2 separate regions of the Homo sapiens genome follow, and region 2 is linked to region 1. A link is a contact called in ENCODE Hi-C or POLR2A ChIA-PET data. All regions are on one chromosome and are shown on one strand. The core of a region is the stretch at or near the end of the contact, and the rest is flanking DNA. Distances in the headings are between cores, read along the strand shown.

Region 1 (5,646 bases), core at 532-3,031:
AAGAGGTGAAATGTGGTATAAAATGAATAACATCTTTGAGCAGAGGCGGCATTCTGCCTTAGACCCTCCTCTTCCCCTCCTCTCATGACATCACACGTGCCGATGCTTTTCCCTAGAAGCCCTATTTCTTGAAATCTGAGACCATAACCCAACAAATCATTCCCTTGAAAGTTTACTTACTTTTTGATGGTTATTTGATATGAAGAAGAAATCGAAAAGAGAGCAGAACTTCAAGGTTGAATTTGGCCATTTCCATGCTAATTCATATTGGTGCCTGAGAGTGTCCTCATTAGGATCTCATTTCTCTGTTAATGTCAAACAGTATCTGATCTCTGCCTATCCAAGGGCTGGTATGGGCTTAATGCCAGCATTTAATGCTGGAATCTAAAGCTGGGACAGGTAAGGTGCTTCGCCTGCAGCATCCAAAGATCAGAGCAGGCAGAGAGGAAGTCTAGGAGCATACACAGTAAAAACGTATAAATAATATGATTTGATAAGATACAAGCACAATAAAAAGTTAGAAAAGAAAAATACTAAATACACGTTAAATGTATACATGCTGAAGAGATTGCCAGATAAGAGTGTTTACATAGCGTAGTGGAACAAGTGAAGAAATGTTTCCTTAGAGAATAATATATTAAGAAAATGTCCATGTCACCTGTATTGGTTCAGAAAGAGTTATTTTTGAAAGCACCTGGTTGTCTTAGGATTAAACTGCCTAGCCCTTAGGGAAGGAGACAAGGGCCTGTTCATTCATTCATTAACTCATAATATATTAAAATTGTGCTTGCTATATACTAAGCACAGTATTAGGCACTAGAAATAGGGTATGGACTATGACCAACATGTTGCTTATCCTCTTGGAGCTTACAATATAACAGGGAAGATAGACCTTGGAAAGGTTATTACTCATTCAGACAATGAATGTGTGCAAAGACAGTGATGATGGAGAAATGCATGGTGCTATTGAAGGCATTATGGAAGAATATGACCAAAAAAGAGGACAGGGTCGCTTTCTTATCAGTGAATATCAGCTGAGCAATTCAGGTGCCACTGCTTCCACCTCTGGGCATGGGCTTTCTCCCTTGCTTGGAAAGAATACATTAACATCAGATTAAGCAAAGAGCTCATAAAATGCATGATGGCACACTGACCAATCAAAACATACCAAGCATTCTTTTCCAGAGGATTGGGAAAGAGATTCATTTTGAAATAATTAGCTGGCAATAGGTTCAACATGAAAAAAATAAACATTAAGCCATAATTATTTTTCAACAGAACTGGAGACTTATTCATCTACTTTCTGAAATTGTATATCTATTTCATAGCACTGGAAGCTCAATACTATGTTTAATGTTCTGAGGGTAAAAACACGATGTCTGTTTTATTTCACAACATGAATTGAAAGCGTTTGTGGGACAGGATGTTGTTTTGGTTCAATAGGTTGTTCAAGATTCCTTAGGAGTTTTATCCAGTAACTGCTTTCAGCTTTAAGAAATTAATGTTTCCATTTGGTTTTCAGATCCAAAAACTGCATAAGCAGATTTTTCTGTTTTTGATGCCTTATCCAATTGCTAGTGTGGTTTAAGGTAATCAATCATATAACTGAGAGTTAAAGAACTCTGGCTAAGAGTTTTTACACAAATAAAACTTGCATTGGTTTGATTGTGGATGGTGCTTGTTCAAGGACTGTAGGAATAGGTTGTAGTCAAACCTCAGAAATGTTCCAGATTTGCAGCCCATGCACTGGTTGGGAAGGCCATACCTTATGGTTCAGGTAAGATACAGGCAGGGCTCGTGCTAGGAAATGAGAATACCTGATGGGAACAATAAAGTTACTGATTCTCTTGGCTGCCCAGCAAGTCTCTACCTGTCCCTCATGAATCTTTCTGCCAAATTCCAGAAGGAAAAACTCTCTTTCTCTGGGATATCCAGGGAAGATGGAGGTTCCTTTCCAGCCTTCCTTTCATCACAAATTTACTAGTCATATACTGTGGCAGGCACTAACAGCACAAAGACATAAGATTATAATCCCAAAGAGCTCACTGTCTAATAAAGGAAAATTAGCATAAATAAAATACTTGCAATGCAGTATAAGTACAATGCTAGGAACATTCATGTTATATTTTCAACCAGGAGACAATGCAATTAGCAGTATCAGGATTCAGGAGAGAGAAGTGTGGCAAAGAATACTGCATAGAAGTGAACAACAAAGTGGGGAAGGGAAGGAAACCCTTCCCCAGGGTTTGTATTTAGGAATACAATGAAATTAGTCAAGGTGGTCACAGCCTATCTTCTTTCAGGACCCTTTTCCCCTTCATAGGTCTATCATGCCTATCTTCCAGTGCTCAATACTTTCCTGTTGCCCTCTAGAGGCCCAGAGTTCACCACTCTGGAGTCCTATCTACCTTGATCTGCCCTTACTCGGACCAGTATTGTCACCTGTTCTGATCTTTCTCCAAAATTTTATGCTGACTCACTGTATTAGTTTCCTTTTGTTGTGGTAACAATTACCATTAATGTAGGGCTTAAAACAGCACAATTTTTTTATCTCATTGTTTTGAAGGTCAGAAGTCTGAAATTATATCATTGGGATAAAAACCACGGTGTCGGCACAGCTGCATTCCTTTCTGGAAACTCAAGGGGAATCTATTTTCTTGTCTTTTCTAGCTCCTAGAGGCTGCCCACATTCTTTGGCTTGTGGCCCCCTCCCATCTTCAAAGCCAGCGATAGCCAGTCAAGTCCTTCTCACATTGTGTCCCCCTAGCTTTGCTTTTGCCATCACATTTTACCCTGACTCTTACACTCCCACTTCCTCTTTCACCAAGCACCCTGTGATGACATTGGGCCCAGCTGGATAATCCCGGATACTCTCTCTCTCTCTCTTTTACAGTCAGCTCATTAATAACCTCAATTCCATCTGCAACCTTAATTCTCACAGTTTCTGGGGATTAGAATGTGGTCATCTCTGGGGGTGACTGTTATTCTGCCTACTGCACCCACCTTCAATTCTACTATCAATCAAAATTTACTTGTATGTTCTTCAATGACTCCTCATTAGCTAAAAAGTGAACCTAATAATTGAACCCAAACAGAAGGTGTTAAACGGAAATATGTAGGACCTGTCCCTACTTATTCTCCTGTCCCTGTTTACATATCATGAGTCAAGCATGGTTCTCTTCTATCTGAACCCAAATGAGCCTTCAGAATCCTTTTTCACATCCTGGCAACCACTTCCTTATGACTCTCTGTGATCTCTACACCTTGCCCACCCCACTCTCCTCCTTGAGCAACTACCGATCTTTTTGTCACTATAGATTAGTTTGGAATTCCCAGAGTTTAATGTTAGTTGAATCACACAGTGTGTACTCTCACCCAAACTTCTTTCATTCAGTATAAGTAGTTCATGATTCACCCATGTGTCATTCAATAGTTCATTCATTTTGGATCAGTATTGTGAATCAATATTCCATTGTATGGATATACCACAATTTGTTTATATATTCACCTTTTGATGAACATTTGAGTTGTTTTACATTTTGGCTATTAAATATAAAGCTGCTATAAAAATTCAGGAATAAGTCTTTGAAAGGACATAAATTTCCATTTCTCTTGAGTAAATACCTAGGAATTAAATAGCTGGATATATGATATGTATATGTTTAACTTCTTAAGAAACTGTCAAAATATTTTGCAAAGTGGTTGTACCATTTTACATTCTACCTACCAGTGAATACAAATTCCAGTTTTTCTACATCCTCACCAATACTTGATAAGGTCAGTCTTTTTAATTTTAACTATTCTGATGGGTATGTATACAGTGATACCTCATTGTGGTTTTAATATGCATTTCTCTAATGGTTAATGCTGTTGAGCTTTTCATGTGCCATTTGTATATCTTCTCTGGTGAAGTGTCGGATTAAATCTTTTGCCTAATTTTTAATTGGAATGTTTTTTCTCTTATTGTTGAGTTTTGACAGTTCTTTATATGTTCCAGATACAAGTTCGTTATTAGATATAGGCTTTGCAAAGGTTTTCTCCTAGTCTGTGGCTTGCCTTTTAATTTTTGTTCTTTCATTTCATTTTCATTCTTTCATTTATAAAACAGTGTTATTCAAAGAGCAAAATGTTTTCATTTTGATGAAGTCCAATTTACCAGTGTGTTCTTTTATGAACTTTTTTGGTGTCATACCTAAGAAATCTTTGCCTTACCAAGATCATCATCATAAGTATTTCATATCTTCATTAATCTTATAAATGTTAACACTTCTAAATTTCAACTTCTGACACTTTGTTGCTAGTATATAGACGCCATGCTATTAAATTCCTCTCCATCATGTCCAGAGGCACACAATGCCTGGCTATCCCACTCTTAGTGATGTTAAATTAACCAATGAGTTTAGATAGTGTCAACATGATCTATTCATTAAAAAGGTTCTCCATCAACCTTTCACTTAATATTTTTGGACGATTCAAATTGCCTACATAAATTATTTCATTAGAGGTTCCAAGCTGTTGATTTTTTGATTCCGTTATTCTTCTTGCATTTACTAGCTGTGATTCATTTATGAAGAAATTTTCCTGGTCCCCTATTTTATTAGCCTAAAATATAGAATGTGGAAAAAGAAGTATAAATAATTGATTCTCTTTTTTACTTTATTATTTTTATAATACATATTTAATACTCTAGAAACGACTAAAAGTCGTCAATAATGTTTTATTTTTGGAATATCTTAATGAACACATGCATTTATATTTAGTTGATGTATTTCAGTTCATTGGAGCCCTTATTTTTTGGATGCTTGAATTGTCCATCTTTGGCCAGTATGAGCTCTTTCTTATTGGTCTTTTTTCAGTATGACTCTAGTAGCCATTCATAACTTTCTTGCTTTCAGGAAAGACAAGATGTCCCAGATTCATCCTGTACATTTCCTATTCTGGATATCAAATGGCTATTTCTATAAGGTGCTCTGGCTCCCGTCCTGGAGAAATGATATGAAGTGATCACAATCTACATGCTAGGGACACTAATGACTCCTGCACTCTGATTGTTTCTTTTAGTGGGGTGTATGTTCATAATCAGAACTTAGTTTTAATTCTGTCAGTTTAGCAATGTTTTTATTAATGATTAATCCTTTTTTGTGCCTTGTTTTAGGATATTTCCTTACTTGGAAGTTACAAAAATATTCTCCCATATGATGCTCTGAAAGGGTTGAATATTTTGCCTTTCCTATTTAGGGCTGTGAACTAACTGGAATTGATTTTGTTATATGGTTAGGGTTCCAGTATCATTTTCCCTCAAAATAATGCTCAACTTTTCTATAATTATTTATTGAAAGGTTCACCTATTTCTGACTTCTCTGCAGTACTATCCCTGTAGTAAATCAAATATCTTTATGTGTGTAGGTTGGTTTCTGGAGTATACATATTTTATTCTATTGGTCTATTTGCCTATCCTTGTATGAGTACCTCATTCTTTTAAGTTCTATAGCCTTTAATAAGCCTTAGTATGCAGTAGAGCCAATCTTCCAATTATAATTGTGTCTTGGCTATGCTTGGCTCTTTGTATTTTTATATATGTTAGAATTGGCTTGTCAATATCCCTCCCAAAAATCCTAAGATTTTAATTGAACTACATTGACACTA
Region 2 (5,539 bases), core at 1,625-4,124, 230 kb after region 1:
CAGGTGTGAATCACCACATCCGGCCCAATTTTTAGGTTTTATTTAACAGACATTTTCTTCCTCCCAACTTCTAGCACTGGACAACCTCTGGTGTGTTTTCTCTTTCTTTTCCAACATGTCATTTAAATCAGGGGTCCCCAGCCCCCAGGCTGTGCACTGGTATCGGCCTGTTAGGAATTGGGTCACACAGCAGGAGGTGAGCGGTAGCCAAGTGAGCATTACTGCCTGAGCTCCCCTTCCTGTCAGATCAGCGGCAGCATTAGATTCTCATAGGAGCATGAACCCTATTGTGAACTGTGCATTCAAGGGATCTAGGTTATGCACTCCTTATGAGAATCTAATGCCTGATGATCTGCGGTGGGACAGTTTCATCCCGAAACCATCTCCCTGCCCCTGCATTCGGTGAAAAAATTGTCTTCCATGAAACTGGTCCCTGATGCCAAAAAGGTTGGAGATGGTTGGTTTAAATAGAATCATATGCTATAGTCTTTTGTCTTCTTTTATTTATTAAATCCTTTGAGATTCATCTCATTTGAGGTTGTTGGGTGTGTCAGTAGTTCATTGCTTTGGTTCTGAGTAGTGGTCTATTGTATGGGTATATCACATTAAAAACATTCATTCACTAGTTGATGGAATTTGAGTCATTTTTAATTTAAGGCTTTTATGAATGAAGGTGCTGTAAAATGCACATAGAGGTCTTTGTGTAAACATATATTTTCACTTCTTTTGTATGAGTGCCTTGGAGTGTAATTGTTGGCTCATGTAAGTGTGTGTTTCACTTTCTAAGAAAGTGCCAGATTATTTTCTAAAGTAGCTATGCCATTTCAAATTCCCACCAGCAATATAGGAGAGTTTTAGTTGTTTCACATCCTTGTCAGCACCTGTTATTATCTATCTTTTGAAATGTTAGTCATTCTGGTGGATACTTAGTAGTTTCTGATTGTGGACTTATTTGCATTTCTCTGAGAACCAATATCGAGCATTTTTTAATGTGCTTAATCATTGTTTCCTTTGGTGAAGTATATGTTTGAGATTTTGCTAATTTTTTATTGGATTAAAAAGCATTAAGAGTTCTGGATATAGGTTCTTCATAAGATATAGGTTTTGTAAATAGCTTTTTCCTCAGTCTGTGGCTTTGTTCTGCATTTCAGACATTTTTCATTGGATTATTTTATAGTTTTTATGTCTCTGGTAAAATTTCCCTTTCTATACAGACACATTGATAATATTTTTCATTAGATCCTTATATTAATTGTAGTTATTTTAAAAGTTCTATCTGATATTTACAAGTCTGGGCCATCTTGAGGTCTATTTCATTTGACTATGCTATCTGTTGATGATAGGCTTGTGGGTTTTTTTTTTCCCTCCACTTTTGTGTCTTGTAATTTTTTATTGAATATTGGTATTGTGTGTTAAAGAGCAATAGTCTGTGGTAAATAAAATTAATACCCACAATGGTTACTTTTTTTGTTTCTTCAGTTCGTTAATATAGGGGAGTGTGTCAGTAGTCAGTATTGTCAGCAGTTGAGCTGGGTTTGAATTTTGCTGTTGCTGTAGTTACCTTGAGTGCAAACAGACTTCAGATTTCTCCAGTGGTGGATGGATTGCTGCTGCTACATTGAGCTTAATATGAGTCCCGGAGTGTGGTACAGTTTTCTGTGTTCCTGATCTACCTTTGGCTTTCTGCCAGCTCTGTACAGCTGTGCCACAGGGGTCTGTGTTATTGCCACTTCCCCAGTAGTAGACTACTGCTTGTTATTACTTGGTAAAAAGTTCATGGAAGGGTAAGTGGGTGGTTTGGTAGTCTGTCACTTCCCAGCCTCAGTTTTAGTCAGGTCTTGTGTGCCGAAGCCTCAGGAAAGGGGCATTCTCAGTGTTCCCACCTCTCTCAAAAACAACCATTTTTGAAATCTGCAAGATCAATTTTAATAGTATCTTGTTCCCTTAACATACTTTTGATAACTTCTCTTGTGTTTTTAAGCATAAGTATTCTGTATAATATTATTATAGTGCCTGCATTATTTTAGTGGTCTTTTTCTGTTGACTCTCACTAATCATGGCTTTTCCTCTCATATCTTTGGTGGTTTGATTGTACTTGTTGAAGCCCGTATTTAAACTCCTTGGCCTCAGAGAGTATTTTTGTCTTTATCTGCCTGGGAATACAGCCATAACTAAATGAATCTGTTTTGCTTTGTTCATGAATTCTATCGCCAATAGTGCATAAATACAATCTTGTGTTTAGGAATTCAGAGGAGAGAGGTTTTTCATTCCCCTTGCTTCACCAAGGCAAAACCAGGCACTCATCTACACTGTGAATCACTAAGGGAAAGTTTTATTTTATTTCATCTTCTGAGACTTTATGTGTTTTGATCTGAAATTTATTTTCTATTCTTTAAACATTTTTTAAAACCCACGCTGTAGACCACCAGGTATTAGTGGACATTTTGCTGGCAAATGCTGGCTCTAGCCCTAATTTACCCGTCTATTTCTTTGTTATCATTTCTGATCTCTAATGAATTTTATAACCTTGCAAAAGTATGGTTTTATATTTTACTCAGCATTTTGAGATATTTTCTGTTTAAACATGTATAGTCGGTTTCATCTGAACATCCAGTTTACCCTCTTGCTAGACGTACAAGTTCCTTATGTTCTCATACTTCTGGCCAAGCAGTTGATATATTATATTGGTAAAATAAAAACTTCAGCCAAATTAAATTTAAAGGAGCTTAATTGAGCAATGAATGATTTGCAAATCGGGCAGTCCCCAGAATCACAGCAGATTCAGAGACTCCAGGGGTGCCTTGTGGTCAGAACAAATTTATAGACAAAAAAACGTAAAATGACCTACTTTCACTTTCAGAAGTGAGGTGCAGAAAGAGTGAGATTGGTTACAGCTCGGCATTTGCCTTGTTTGAACACAGGTTGAACATTCAGCAGACTGTGAGTGGTTGAAGTAGGCCACTGAGATTGGCCAACACTCAGCTATTGTTTCAGGTGCATATTACTAAGTTAGGTTTTCAATTTTGTCTCACTGTTAAGCTAGGTTATAGTTCATCTATAAGGACTCAAATATAGAAGTACTGAGTCCTTCTCAGGCCATATTTAGTTTGCTTTAACAATATCCTAATTATGTTCTTTTCCTTCAGCCAGCATTTTAATTCTAATAGGTTGCTGAATGTGACTTTTAATTTTTGAATCCTTATCCAAGCACACAGAAGGTGGGAAGAAGTGTGATGTAGTATAAAAGTGCTTGGATTTTTCATTCAAGTGTATATATGCTGGAAATACAAAATCAGCATTTATTAGCTGTATGCTCTTGGGCAAGTTACTTAGTGTTTGAATCTCTTTCTTCACCTGTTAAATGGAATAGTGAGGCCTTCCTTTTATGGGACTAAAGACAGAAAACCAATCTACCTAAAACCTCCTACCTTGCATGACCCCTCCCACCATGCATAGTAGCCATTCAATTGCTGATATGGCACTCTTTTTCTCTTTCTTAATTGAATTATTTAGGATATACTTGTTTTTTCCTTGAGTTCCTCCCTGGAAACAACTTTAAATAAGATACTAAAAAATTTCAGCTATTTGCTCCTATTTAACTTGTCTACTTAATATTTAAATTCCTTTGATAAATATATTAGACATAATGGGTTATTCTCACTTTTCAATAATGATCTAGATGAAAGAGGCTTACAATTTGGTCAGCTAGAAGGAAAAAATTTCAATTTAGTGCCACTGACAGTTTTAAGGAAGGCAAATTACTTACCAAACTAGGATTTCATTTTATTTTCAAACTAATTACTGTGTGTTTGTACCTCTGTAGATTATATAAGTAGGCTCCAGAAGAAACTACTTGCTTATTCTTCTTGGCCTTTTAGTCCTTTTAAAAGCTAATTTGTAAAGAATGACATGTAAGTTTAGATATACAATTTCTCATAGCTATTAATGATATTTCTTTACCAAACTATGAGAACACAGTAATGATTTTTTAAAGTGAAGGTATGAGGTATTTGAGGGAATTTTATGAAGTCTGGTCCCATTTGTTCACTGGAATTATGAAAAAAATATAGCAAAAGTAGAAGTCTTTGGATACTCTTATAATTCTTAGGGAAGGTAGTTTTAACCTTAATTCTCAGGGTTCAAGGAATTCTTATATTTCCCTTTCAAAGGTCTGGATGGTGTTACCAATACCAAAACACACTTTTAAGTACTCTTTTTTTTTGGCAGCTCCTTTTTTCTTAAACCATTCTGTGGAATTAGTAAAGAACAGTGAAATTGGATAAAGGCAAAGGCAATAGGGTAGAGGGGAGGAAGTAAGCCTGAACATCTATTACCAGTCTCTGAAAGATCAAATTTACCTTTTAAAGTAACTACAGGGTTCACTTGAGTCTATTTATTTTGTCTATGAGGAAATAGAGTGTCAGAGAGATGACATATCTATATGAACTAATAGCTACTCCTTGGAGAAGCCAGGACTGGAGGATGCTCCTAACTCATAGCTAGGTGATCTTAAATCTCTCTAAACTTCCTTTTCAAATGTTAAATGGGGAGCATGCCTGCTTAATCAGGTTAAGTAGATTAAGCAGAGGTAAAGCACATATTTATGAAGTGTTCATGGATACCAGATGTTCAATAAAAGTTTTTTTCCTTTGTCTCATCTTGGCTTACTGTAAATTTTTTAAAAAACATAATAAATTAAAAATTGGTAGTAAACAGTTTACACAGAATGAAATATTTCACGGTCATCCGGCTTTTAAGAAAATGCATAGCATGCAAACTGGAAGCAAAAGTTCTTTGGGAAGAGTCCTTGAGTCATTTGAATTTGGAAAGGAAAGGAAGTTTTACGTCATCTGTAGATGCTCTGATTTCAGTTGGTGCATTATTGCCTTGGGCCAGGTGCACCAATTTATACAAAAAGTAGTTTTAAAAACTTTTCCTCTCCATTTCTTTTATGAATTCATCTTGTGTGAGCTTTTGATCCTCACTGAATGACCTTATAAAATAAAGGGAAAAATCAATAAAGCTTAAAACTTATACTTTTCACTCAATTTTTTTTTCCAGATGAATTCACAGTGCTCTGAATCTCACCTTTAGGTTTGACCCTGACTGAAAAACATCTCAAAATTTTACTTTTGCACAACAACCTGTATCCCAGTAATCATATTTGAGCTGCACTTTTACTTCATTTGCCCTTTTAAAGAACACACATTGCAAGGATTGCATCAATTTAAATGGACATAGCATGTGACTAGAAATTATCTTATTTGGGAAAAGTGTTTTATTGATAACAGAGAGTTCTGGTGTTGGTTTACTCATTTGTTGATGATCGTTACTTCATTTTGGGCCAGTTACAGTAAACCAGAACCTAGGAACTTGCAAAGCCAGATTATTTTTCCTTCTCTTCTACTAATGGTGCATCTAGTTCAGTATTTTTCCTGATCAGATTAAAGAAAAACTTAGAAACTCAGGAGTTGGGACCAGCCTTGAGCTCACTTAGCTTTTTCTCCCTACCATCCAGCCCCACTCTGTCTTTAACAGT

The links. Hi-C counts contacts between places; a loop is a spot of excess contacts on that map. ChIA-PET counts read pairs that join two places held with the same protein, here RNA polymerase II (POLR2A). Pooled maps may share reads with other maps.
Region 2: a loop to region 1 is called in a map of Calu3, with 2.0 times the contacts of the local background. The contact joins two enhancer-like sites. A Hi-C loop is called at or near these places in 1 of 168 maps with a recorded cell type or tissue (Calu3) and 1 of 50 pooled maps. POLR2A ChIA-PET finds 5 or more read pairs at or near these places in 1 of 52 experiments (activated CD8-positive, alpha-beta T cell).

What each region holds. Positions count from the first base shown.
Region 1 is chr10:58,437,355-58,443,000 of GRCh38, forward strand. All of the region lies in intron 1 of LOC105378316 (a long non-coding RNA gene), which reads left to right. Among named protein-coding and RNA genes, the nearest start is that of TFAM, 55 kb to the left of the region's middle. Within about 2 kb of position 1,782, at least 3 of the 41 ENCODE cell types and tissues checked have a DNase peak (open chromatin) inside an H3K27ac peak, as active enhancers do.
Region 2 is chr10:58,663,342-58,668,880 of GRCh38, forward strand. All of the region lies in intron 2 of BICC1 (BicC family RNA binding protein 1), which reads left to right. Among named protein-coding and RNA genes, the nearest start is that of BICC1, 150 kb to the left of the region's middle. Within about 2 kb of position 2,875, at least 6 of the 41 ENCODE cell types and tissues checked have a DNase peak (open chromatin) inside an H3K27ac peak, as active enhancers do.